Linked DNA regions of Homo sapiens: region 1 is linked to region 2. The links are chromatin contacts, found by Hi-C in ENCODE. All regions are on one chromosome and are shown on one strand. Each heading gives the region's core, a stretch centred on a gene start or an enhancer-like site at or near the end of the contact. The rest is flanking DNA. Distances are from core to core; before and after follow the strand shown.

Region 1 (6,293 bases), core at 1,404-3,903, 410 kb before region 2:
CTGCATTCCCCAGACCGCCAACACATCCATGTAGATGTGGGGTACACATCTGGCACCCCTCCCAAGATTGTGCAACCCTGAAGGGGAGTACGGAGCAGGTGGTGTGAGTGGGTGAACATTTCTTCATCTGCTGCTGCCGTACGCAGCACCCCGAGGGCTCAGCATTTAAGAAACAGAATGAGGGCCAGACATGGTGGCTCACGCCTGTAATCCCAGCACTTTGGGAGACCGAACTACTGCGCCTGGCCCGAATCAACTAGGTTCTAAACCAGGTTATCACAGTACTGAAGGTGAGGAATGACTGAGCCTTGGGCTGGGGAGGTGGCATTGGTGATAGAGAAAAGGAGACACTTAAAATATATTTGGGGCTGAGTGTGGAGGCTCATGCCTGTAATCCCAGTACTTTGGGAGGCTGAGGCAGGCGGATCACCTAAGGTCAGGAGTTCAAGACCAGCCTGGTCAACATGGCGAACCCCATCTCTGATAAAAATACAAAAAAAAAAAAATTAGCTGGATGTAGTGGTGCATGCCTGTAGTCCCAGCTACTCGAGATGCTGAGGCAGAAGAATCACTTGAACCCGGGGGAGGCACAGGTTGCAGTGAGCCGAGATTGTGCCACTGTACTCCAGCCTGGGCAAAAGAGCAAGACTCCATCTCAAAAAAAAAAAAAAAAAAAAAAGACTGGGCATGGTGGCTCACGCCTGTAATCCCAGCACTTTGGGAGGCCAAGGCAGGCAGATCACGAGGTCAAGAGACCAAGACCATCCTGGCGAACATGGTGAAACCCCCTCTCTACTAAAAATACAAAAATTAGCCGGCGTGATGGCGCGCGCCTGTAATCCCAGCTACTCAGGAGGCTGAGGCAGGAGAATCGCTTGAATCTGGGAGGCGGAGGTTGCAGTGAGCCGAGATTGTGCCACTGCACTCCAGCCTGGGCGACAGAGCAAGACTCCATCTCAAAAAAAAAAAGAGAGAGAGAGAATGAGATGAAGGTGCTGTGGTTGATGGCTTTGAGGAGCTCCTTGACCTAGGATGGGTGAGGCCTGCAAGAGGGTAACAGGGGCCCAGTCTGCATGCACAGAGGAGGCCCACCCAGGCCCCTGCTGTGGGGGAAGGAGAGGACCACTGGGGCAGAGCCCCCAAGAAAAGCTTCTAGAAGGGTTGTGATGCGTGTGGAAGGACAAAACAGAAGAAGGAAAAACAAACTCTAGGAATGCAAGGATGTGTTTCTAGAGTGGGGTCTGGTTTGCCTGGAGGTGCAGGTGAAAGGGTTTGGGTTCAGGTGATGCGGGCAGTAACAACAACATAATTGACTGGGCTGAGGAGCTCACACCTATAATCCCAGCATTCTGGGAAGCCGAGGTGGGGGATCCCTTGAGCCCAGGAATTCAAGATCAGCCTGGGCAACAAAGCCAGAGCACGTCTCTACAAAAAGTTTTTTTAAAAAATTAGCCAGGCACAGTGGCTCATGCCTGTAATCCCAGCACTTTGGGAGACCAAAGCGGGAGTGTCACTTGAGCCCAGGCGTTCCAGACTAGCCTGGACAACATGGCAAAACCCTGTCTCTACTAAAAATACAAAAATTAGCGGGGCGTAGTAGCACACCTGTAGTCCTAGCTATTCGGGAGGTTGACCTGGGAGGATCGCTTGAGTCCAGGAATTCAAGGCTGCAGTGATCCATGGTCATGCCACTGCACTCCAGCCCAGGCAACAGAGAAACCCCCTTCTCAAGAAGAAACAACCAGGCCCGGCGCGGTAGCTCATGCCTGTAATCCCAGCACTTTGGGAGGCCCTGCTGGGCGGATCATGAGGTCAGGAGATCGAGACCATCCTGGCTAACACAGTGAAACCCCGGCTCTACCAAAAATACAAAAAAATTAGCCGGGCGCAGTGGTGGGCGCCTGTAGTCCCAGCTACTCGGGAGGCTGAGGCACGAGAATGGCGTGAACCCGGGAGGCGGAGCTTGCAGTGAGCCGAGATCGCGCCACTGCACTCCAGCCTGGGCGGCAGTGCCAGACTCCGTCTCAAAAAAAAAAAAAAAAAGAAACAACCCCAAACTGTAATTATGATAAACAACACCGATCTCATTTATGGAGTAGGAAATCAAGCTGGAGAGGTGGGGTCAGCCTAGGTCAGAGCAGGCAAGGACTGTGGGAACCTCTGAGGGAGGGACCTGGTCTGGTTATTATTTTGCAGAGAGGACTCTGGTTGGGGGAAGGCAGCCAGGAGCTGCCTGGGTTGTAGCGGGGAGAGGTGGGCGGAGGAAAGAGGCCTGGGATGTGGAACCCTAGGATCTAGCCCTGAGGGCGGGCCAGGTCCGGGCAGCCTGGGTCCCACGCAGCTGCCCTGAAGAAGGGGCTGGGGGCGTCCTGCCTCCACCCGCGCCCCCAACCACGCCTGCCGTTCCCACCGGCCGCGCCACCCCCGCCCCCGCCCCTGGCTCTGTCCTCCGGTGACCCTGGAAGGGGCACCCGTGGCTGCGACTGCACTCCCTGTAGCGGTCACTTCGTGAAGCCCGGCAAACCCCCTGCAGCTGCCCCTGGCACCCTCAGACGACCAGAGGCCTCGGCCTGGGTCCCCAGCACCGGCCCAAGGGCGGGCGTGGCCGAGGCGGTTTCTCTGCGCGGACGCTCGCTGCCTCCGCCGCAACCCCCGCGGCCACCCGGGGAACTGCAGCGCCGTCAGGCCCCCCGCCGCGCCTGCGCACGCAGACCACCCGGCCTGGCAGCACCGAGCGAGCGTGCCCCCTGCTGGTCAGTCCTGCGCACGGTCCCGCGCCCGGGCCCGGGAGGCCGCCTCGAGGGCCGGGGCTTGCACGTGGCCTCGGCGCCTTCGCCGACCCTACCGGACGCCCCCTCCTCCCACCTGCCGACCCGTCCGCGGGTAGGAGCCTCCCGGGAGCTGCCCACGGCCCCCACCCCCACCAGGGGCCACAGCCCCACCAGGGCCAGGCTCTGCGCGGCACCTGCCACTGAGAGAGCGGAAAGCGGTGGTTGAGCAAGGGTCTGAAGTATGGTCTGTTCCCCCATACGGGCCGCAGACGCTTCCTGGTGGCTGCTCTGAGCCAGGCCTGGGCCCCGGCGAGGGATCACGGTGTCTCAGACAGAGTTCCTTTTTATTCCCCATCCCTCGCCCGAGGTGACGGCCCAGCCGTGCCCAGGCCTGCCCGCTGCCCCTGAACCCAACCCTTGAGGGGCAAGGCCGTGCCCTGGGGAGGAAGGGGCTGCCCCCTCAGAGTCTGCTGTTCCTCAAGGAAGACGCGGGGGCAGCCGCAAGGATGGGGTATCACCCAGCAGGAGCGGGAGGGTAAGGTGACTGATTCCACACCAGACGCTCCATTGCTGGAAACACCACCCCCTCCTCCGGTGACCTGGCATACAGACCTTGCCCACAGCCATCCCTCCCTGGACTCTCAATGTGAGGGGGCCTTGGGGTCCTGCGGTTCACCCGTCTCCCCACTCAAGCAGTCTGCTTGCCGGCACCCCCCCCACCTCCTGAGCCCACTTGCCCCCTCCCACCCCCACCTCCCTACCACATCTTTTTTTTTTTTTTTTTCCTGAGACGGAGATTTGCTCTTGTTGCCCAGGCTGGAGTACAATGGTGTCATCTCGGCTCACCACAACCTCCCTGAGCCTCAGCCTCCCAGGCTGAGCCTGAGCCTCCCAGGTTCAAGCGATTCTCCTGCCTCAGCCTCCCGAGTAGCTGGTGTAGGGAAAAGAAAGAGAGATCAGACTGTTACTGTGTCTATGTAGAAAGGGAAGACATAAGAGACTCCATTTGAAAAAGACCTGTACTTTAAATAATTGCTTTGCTGAGATGTTGTTAATTTGTAGCTTTGCCCCAGCCACTTTGACCCAACCACTTTGATCCAATCTGGAGCTCACAAAAACATGTGCTGTATGAAATCAAGGTTTAAGGGATGTAGGGCTGTGCAGGACGTGCCTTGTTAACAAAATGCTTACAAGCAGTATACTTGGTAAAAGTCATTGCCATTCTCCAGTCTCAATAAACCAGGGGCACAATGCACTGTGGAAAGCTGCAGGGACCTCTGCCCTTGAAAGCAGGGTATTGTCCAAGGTTTCTCCCCATGTGATAGTCTGAAATATGGCCTCGTGGTATGAGAAAGACCTGACCGTCCCCGAGCCCGACACCTGTAAAGGGTCTGTGCTGAGGTGGATTAGTCAAAGAGGAAAGCCTCTTGTAGTTGAGATAGAGGAAGGCCACTGTCTCCTGCCTGCCCCTGGGAACTGAATGTCTCGGTATAAAACCCAATTGTACATTTGTTCAGTTCTGAGATAGGAGAAAAACCACCCTATGGTGGGAGGTGAGACATGTTTGCAGTAATGCTGCCTTGTTATTCTTTACTCTGCTGAGATGTTTGGGTGGAGAGAAACATAAATCTGGCCTACGTGCACATCCAGGCATAGTACCTTCCCTTGAACTTAATTATGATATAGATTCTTTTGTTCACATGTTTTTTGCTGACCTTCTCCTTATGATCATCCTGCTCTCCTACTACATTCCTTTTTACTGAAATAACGAAAATAATAATCAATAAAAACTGAGGGAACTCAGAGACCGGTGCCAGTGCAGGTCCTTAGTATGCTGAGCGCCGGTCCCCTGGGCCCACTGTTGTTTCTCTATACTTTGTCTCTGTGTCTTATTTCTTTTCTCAGTCTCTCGTCCCACCCGACTGGAAATACCCACAGGTGTGGAGGGGCAGTCCTCCCCTTCAGCTGGGATTACAGGCATGGGTCACCACGCCCGGGTAATCCGGGTAATTCTGTATTTTAGTAGAGATGGGGTTTCTCCATGTTGGTCAGGCTGGTCTAGAACTCATAACCTCAGGTGATCCACCTGCCTCGGCCTCCCAAAGTGCTGGGATTACAGGCGTGAGCCACTGTGTCCGGCCCACCACCTTAACATGGATGTTTGGATGAGCCTGGGGCCCTGGGATGCAGGCAGGAGGCACTACTCCCCAGCCCCCACCAGGATCACCACCCCTGCACTGCTGTGGCTGAGATCCCCAGGCGCCAGCAGGCCTCCAGCCACCCAGCTACCGGCCTGAGCCTGGTAGACAGCCCTGGGGACAAAACCCTGCACACAGGGGCCCAGTTTGCAGGCGAAGGCCAGTCTGCTCTTGGGCCTGAGTCCACTCTCGGGGAAACACTGGCCCCAGGTGCAGAGCTGGGAGTGCTGGGAGAAGGCAGCACAGCCCAGGCCCCTGCCTGGCCCTGTGCCTGGGAAGCCTGCTGCCCATTCAGCAGCTCCCTCCCTGCCGCAGCAGAGCCGCCTTCCACAGGACCTGCCCACAGAGCCCTTCCCAGAGCCACTGCTCCTCCTGCAGGGAGAAGCAGAAAGGGACAGGTGTGGGCATAGAGGACCTGAACTGGCTGCCTAGAACAGTATTGGGAGCCCTGTGCACCCCCTGCCAGACCCGCCATCACCAAATGACTCAGCATGGCAGGACAAGGACCCTGATCAGAGGCCACTGGCAGCCGGCCACATGTGGCCTGGAGTGGCTCAGGTCCCTGGCGGCAGAGGACACAGGGCTTCTCCCAGCTGTGTGGCCTCAGACTAATCGCGTTCTCTGAGTCCCCCTTGTCTCCCCAGAAGAATGAGGCTAAGGAGAGTACCTGCTGCACTGGGGTCAGTCGCTGCAGCGGGCCTGCTCTCACCTGCTGGACTAGGGGGTGGGCAGGCCACAGGCTGGGCTAGGACAGTGCCCGAGAGCCAACGAAGACACTGGGTGGCCAGGGCAGCCCCAGAGCGGGCTCCACTTTAGCTGGTGGCCAGCGTCGGACACACTGGGGTCCAGGTGTAAAAAAATCAGGGCATGGGTGGGAGCTGGAATCAGGGGTTGAGAGACACCCCCCTGCTCTCCGCAGCTCCAGGGAGATTCTGGCAGCTAGCCTCAGTTCTGGCCCCCAGCAGGGCAGAGATGGAGACATTTGCTAGAACAGGAGGCTGCCACAGCACATGCTGGGGGAGGGGCAAGCAGCAGGAAGCCCCTTCTGGGTACGGTCCTCCCCGAAGGGCCCTTGGTGCTTTCATCAACACTGACTCTTCCCAGCACCCGCCCCACGCGCCCCTACCTCTAGACGGAGAGCCCACTGGCCAGCAGCGCCAGGAGTCAGGCCTCTGACCCACAGGGCAGTGCACACAGCACCCATTCAACTGTAGCATCCCCTGCCCGCCCCGGGTGGCTCTCCTGTGCCCTCATCCAACCGGAAGACAGGCTGGGTGCCACTAAGGGAGGCACAAAGAGAGGAAAGTCGAATGTCCCGCCCAAG
Region 2 (5,755 bases), core at 223-2,722:
TGGAAGGCTAACATCTTTTTAGAAACAACTCGTGCTACCCTCTCCTGTTCCAAAAGCCTGTCTGGTCAGAATGGTGGTAAGTCACTTTAGGAAGGGAGAGACGTCGTCCTGTTTTTCAGGTAGAGTTAGCAAAGGTTCAATTTAAAAGAAAAATTATCTAAGAAGTTAAAAATGAAAGTGTGGGGGAGATTCCCATGACATCCATTTTTATCTATTTTTCCCTTTCTCTTACATTTCTCATGAGGCAAACTTTCTAAAACAGTCTTAGTCTTTTCAAGTTTACAAAAGGCAGCGCCCAGACTATCTGAATAAAATGACGGGATGCCCAGGAGAAGAGTGAACCTCTCCCACGTGCTCCCTGCCTGGGCTCCATGCTGTCGCGGGGTCTCGGCTACTCACTCAGCGGGCATTTCTGGAGTTCCAGGAACACAAACCCCAACAAGATCCAATCGACGCCTTCCCGGAGTGCACAGTCCAGGACGTAACCCGGAGAACAAGCGGCAATTACCCCCTGAGGACATGGCTTCATCTGTGCGACAGACACCAAGCGCCTTCCCCACGCCCCTGACCATAAGGCCGTCCCGGCCCTTCTGAAGCGTGGAGCCGGCTTGGAACAGAGCCAAGACACACGGACGCGATGCACACAGGCGTCCTGACCGAGGGCGCCGAGAACGCGGCCTCCGGCGACTGCCACAAGCCCCTCCGCCTGGACTAGCGGCTCCCCTTTCCCGTTCCCACACAGTGGAGGGCGCAGCAAACGCCCGCCGCGGACCGTGGGCCTTGGATTCGGATTTGGAGGCTCCTCGGAACCAGAGGGTGGGAGCAGGCGGAATCCAACCCGGGCGGCTTTGCCACCGCGCGCCCGGCATCCCTGCGGCCGGAAAGCGGCGCCATCTCCGCAAGTGCGCGGCGGACGCCTGCATCCCTCGGGGCCGGGGCTGTCGGTCGCTACATATCCACCTTCTGGGCGCACACAGAGGGCCCGGGCCGTGCCGAGTCTCCGCAGGGTCGAGCTTCCCCGCGCGGCGCGGGCTCAGGCACTGCCCGCAGTGCGGGACACGCCCAAGGCTCGGATGGGAGCCGACGCTGAGGGAGCGGCACCTGCAGGGAGCGCCCGGAGCCGAGGCCGCGGCAGGAGGGGCGGGCGCGGGCGCGGCCGGAGGGGATGCGGGGTCGCGGGAGGGGCCCGCAGGCCAGGCCGGAGCTGGGGGGGGCCCGAGGCCCGAGCTGGCCGGCGAGGGTGGGAAGGGCGGACCCGGGTGGGGACCGCAAGCCCCGGGAACGAGCGCGCGAGCGGCGGGTCCCGGCGGCACTCACCGAGCCTGGGCGCCGGGGCGGCGGCGGCCGGCGCGCGGCCCTCTCGCGGGGTCCCCTCCCTCGGCCACCCGGGCTCCGCTCCAGCCTCGCAGTGGCGGCGGCACTGACAGCTGCGTGGCCGCCCTGGAGGGGAGGGTGCGCCTGCAACCCGCTACTGGCGGACGCAGCGGCCGCTCCGGCTCCTGCAGGGGGCGCCGCGGATGGCGCGTGCGCAGTCGGCCGCCCCTGCAGGTGCCCGGTCCACCCCCGGCCGCCTCGGCCGCTCCGGCCAGCCCAACCCCGCGCCTGCGCGGTGCCCCCTGCATGTCGCCCATGCCCGGCAGAGGGCGCTCTGACTTGCGCGTGCGCAGTCAGCCACCCTGCGAGTACGCGGTTCGCACCCGGCCGCGCGGCAGCCCGTGCTTGCGCACTGCTCTGTGCCCGCGCCTATGTCCAGCAGGGGGCGCGCAGCGGCGGTAGCCGAGCGAGGGCGCGGTGGCCTCTGACAGGAATGACTCTGCGCACGTGCGTTTCGCAGCAGTGGAAGTCTTCACACCCGGAAACTCGACTTTGGCCGTTTCTCCATTTCTCCTCACGCACTGTCTTTCCTTGGGCCCTCGTCACTCCTGGCACCGGGGGAAGGGCTTCCCCGCCTCTGGCCGGGCGCTGGGGCGCGACCGAAGGCGAGGCGGCGGCGAGGAACCTTCTGGAATTCGGCCGTCGGGGCAGGCGTCGAGTTTACAGGAGAAGGCGCGGTGTCCCGGGATGAGCGGAGTCGCCCTCACTTAAGGAGCGAGGGAGGCCTCGGGGGTCCCCAGCCGGGTAGGAGTCACCTCAGGCAGGAGGGCCCGGCCTTGTCGGGGTCACCTGGCGGGAGGGTCCCGGGGTGGGGCGGGGCCGCCTGTGAGGAGGGTCCAGAGAGGGTCGGGGTCACCTGAGGGGAGGGTGGGGGGGTTCGGGGATGGTTGGGGTCACCCGACGGGATGGTCCGGGGAGGGTCGGGTTCACCTGAGGGGAGGGTCGGGGAGGGTCCGGAGAGGGTCGGGGTCACCTGAGGAGGTGGTCCGGAGAGGGTCGGGGTCACCTCACGGAGCGAGCGGAACGGGGTCACCTGGAGGGAGTGTCCAGGGCGGGGGCCCTGCAGGGAGTCGCCTGCAGGGAGGGTCCCGGGCGTGTCACATTAGGCGGTCCCAGGGACGGGTCGCGGTCTAACGGGACGGGAGTGGGGAGGTGGGTCGGGGTGTCCCTGGGCCGGACCGGGTCGTGGGACTGGGTCGCCCCAGGCAGGAGAGCCTGGGAGGGGCGGGCCCCCTTGGCGTGGCAGGGAGAGGTGGAGTGAGGGACTCCCGGGCTCCAGCATGAGGGCGGGCGCCGCGCGGGGCCGACAGTTGCCGCGGGCCGGGGCCAATGGGTCCCCGAGCGCCGCCAGCGGCCGGACCACAGTGAGGTGCGTCCGTGGTCCCGGCGCCCCGGGTGAGGGAGGGCTGCTGCCGGTCCTGCCGCTGGGAGCCGCCTGCGACCCGCACCGCCAGCCCCGCGCCCAGCCAGCCGCCGGCACCACGACCCGACGGCCCCGACCTAATGCAACGCCCCGGGCCGGGGGCGGAAATCGCCCACCCCCAAGAGTCCTGATGGAGTAGGGTTTGAGCGGCTCGTTCCCCATTTTACTGTGTACATAGCACCTTTCACTCTGATGATGTTCTGGATAGCCCATTCCGCGAGCAAAGGGACTTCGTCAGGTTCATGCCTAGATCCAGGGTCCTAGAGTGCCTGGGGCGGAGGAGGCTCATGCTAAATAATTTGTTCAGTGGAATCACAGAGACCTGGCTTCAGATCTTGACCCACCAATTAATGTAGACATGTCATTTTATCTTTCTGAGTCTCAATTTCCTATCCCTAAAATTGAAATTATAATAATAGTAATTAATAATAATAGCAAACTCAAAGGTTTTTTGTTGGTGTATTCTTTTCTTTTTTGGGTCAAATGAGAAAATGCATGTTTAAGTGCTTACTACAATACCTGACACATAAATGCCAAATAAATGGTAGTATATAATGTGAGTATAGCTAGGGATTTACATAGCCTAGTCTCCGTAATGAGCATACAGGGGGAAAAAAAACCCCAAACAATTGAATGCAGTTACAGGATGGGTGGGGGAGTGGATTATTAATGCGCTGCAAACATCCTAAAAACCCCCTTTCCCCATCAGTCTTCACAGACTGCAACACCCCATCCAAAATGTCTTCCCCATTCTCTGCTTCGTCCCAGAAAATGATGTGAACTTGGCTGCTTGGCCCTGTCTTCACCCGGTCATATCCTCAGTCATTTTTCTTTCCAAAACCAATCCTTGCCATTTCCAAATTGAATTTGTTAGACCTTGCACGTTTTTCCGGCCTTTTCAAAACTGGATCCCAATTCTCTGTAACCAAATCCAGTACCAGAACTGGCTGACTCAGAATTTACCTTAGATGGAAGATAGGGTAGGAATTTTGGAAGAAGGATGACCTTACAGATCAAGACAGACAATTGCAGGGTACTAATTTTATATCTTTTTTCTTAACTCTGCCAGGTTAATTGTTAATTATTATAATCACAATCATGAGGTGGGAGGGTGTGAAGGCCACTGGGAAAAGTATCTTATGCCCAAAAATTTCAGGCTCTGAACTGTTAAAAAACAGTTGCCCACAGTGAGCTGGACCCTTTTGATGCCCTTCAACAATCCCTGGATAATTCATCACATTGTGCTCAAGGCCCACTACTGAAAAAATAAAGCAAACCTAGATGCTCCACCTAGTCATTTCTTTCCAGATGGAGGCCCAGATAAGGTCATAATTTCTTCAGAGTCACCCAGTAGAGCTGAGATGACAACCTCCGTGTTCAGGCTCCTGGACTCTACCCCTCTCTTATATGGAAACACTCACATCCATATACCATGAATACATGCTGAGAAATTGAAGGATACACTCCTTGAAGTTACTATGGTTCAAACATTTCTTTTCTCTCAAGATTGATGGTAAACATTATAGTGGATGGTGACACTCATAAACAAATCTTACAGCTTCACAAAAGGCAGTAAACCTAGCCATTATACTAGTCGGCTAGATATAATTAAACCAATAAGCTCCCAATTCTTTGAAGGGGTACAAATACTATACCCTATCTATCTATCTATCTATCTATCTATCTATCTATCTATCTATCTATCTATCTGTCTATCTATTGTATCGTACAACAGTACCCAAATTGCTGATATTCAATACAGTATCTTAGAATAGGGCTTCTTTGATTGTTTCCCTGGGAATGATGTTATAATTCAGAGACGCATTGTAGACCAAGGGCTGTACACATATTCTTTCATTCAGTGATTGGGAAGCATTATATTGTAATGGTTAAAACTGAACTCTGGCCATATTGCCTCAGATTAAATTCCAGCTCTTAATGTCTTTAGGCAAATTACTGGACCTTTCTGTGCCTTGGTTTCCTAGTATAAAATGAGGATTGTATAACAATTCCTCACAGAATTGTTGTGAGGATTAGATGCATTAAAACATGTAAAGTACAGGACTTAGAAAAGTCCTTGGCATTCGGCAAGGGCTCAATAAGTGATCTAAGCATTATACTGTATGCTTTGGAAACAAACGCATGAACATTTTTTTTTTTTGAGACGGTGTTTCACTCTTGTGGCCCAGGCTGGAGTGCAATGGCGCAATCTCGGCCCACTGCAGCCTCCGCCTCCCGGGGTCAAGCGATTCTCCTGCCTCAGCCTCCCAAGTAGCTGGGATTACAGGCATGCGCTGCCATGCCTGGCTAATTTTGTATTTGTAGTAGAGACGGGGTTTCTTCATGTTGATCGGGCTGGTCTCGAACTCCCGACCTCAGGTGATCCACCACCTCGGCCTCCCAAAGTGCTGGGATTACAGGCATGAGCCACTGCACCCGGCCCAACAAATGAAATTTATGTGTTTTGAAGGATCTCACAAAACAGAGTTGCTTAATTCGATTTAGTTTTCACTGTGTGCTTACTATATGCCAGATGAAACTTGAAATAAAAATGTGAATAAGCCACCATCTATACTTTAATAGAATTCAGAGTGCCCAACAATATGTTGTTAGAAGCAAAGATACAGCAATTGAAGACAATACAGACTATGAGTTGCAAAAATGGGCATTAATACATGGACTATCTCAATTATTCAGGGATTTCCTTTGTACTATTAAGTAGTACAGAAACTATAAGTAAGCTGTTTCCTAACTATATTTGTCTAAACCAAATCACTCGCTTTAAAATAGTTATTTTGCTTAGGTTTTAAACATTTAGAAATTTTGAGGAGATGATTTTTATGGATGATTTGCATGCTCTCAAATTAATTTTAAATTTAACAAGTGTTACATGAATATATTCTTGTTGAGAAATTCAAACTAATAGGCAAACCAAAATTCTTTGTAACCGCCATCCCC

Evidence for each region. Hi-C counts contacts between places; a loop is a spot of excess contacts on that map. Pooled maps may share reads with other maps.
Region 1: a pooled map shows a loop between it and region 2 (12-fold over the local background). The contact joins the enhancer-like site here to the promoter of ABCA3 in region 2. A Hi-C loop is called at or near these places in 6 of 50 pooled maps.

What each region holds. Positions count from the first base shown.
Region 1 is chr16:1,927,123-1,933,415 of GRCh38, forward strand. No RefSeq gene overlaps it. Among named protein-coding and RNA genes, the nearest start is that of HS3ST6, 12 kb to the left of the region's middle. Within about 2 kb of position 2,654, at least 21 of the 41 ENCODE cell types and tissues checked have a DNase peak (open chromatin) inside an H3K27ac peak, as active enhancers do.
Region 2 is chr16:2,339,256-2,345,010 of GRCh38, forward strand. It overlaps ABCA3 (ATP binding cassette subfamily A member 3), which reads right to left and starts at 1,473. Exons shown (of 33, transcript NM_001089.3): 1 at 1,318-1,473. It also overlaps the pseudogene ABCA17P. RefSeq lists silencers at 1,094-1,153, 1,324-1,783.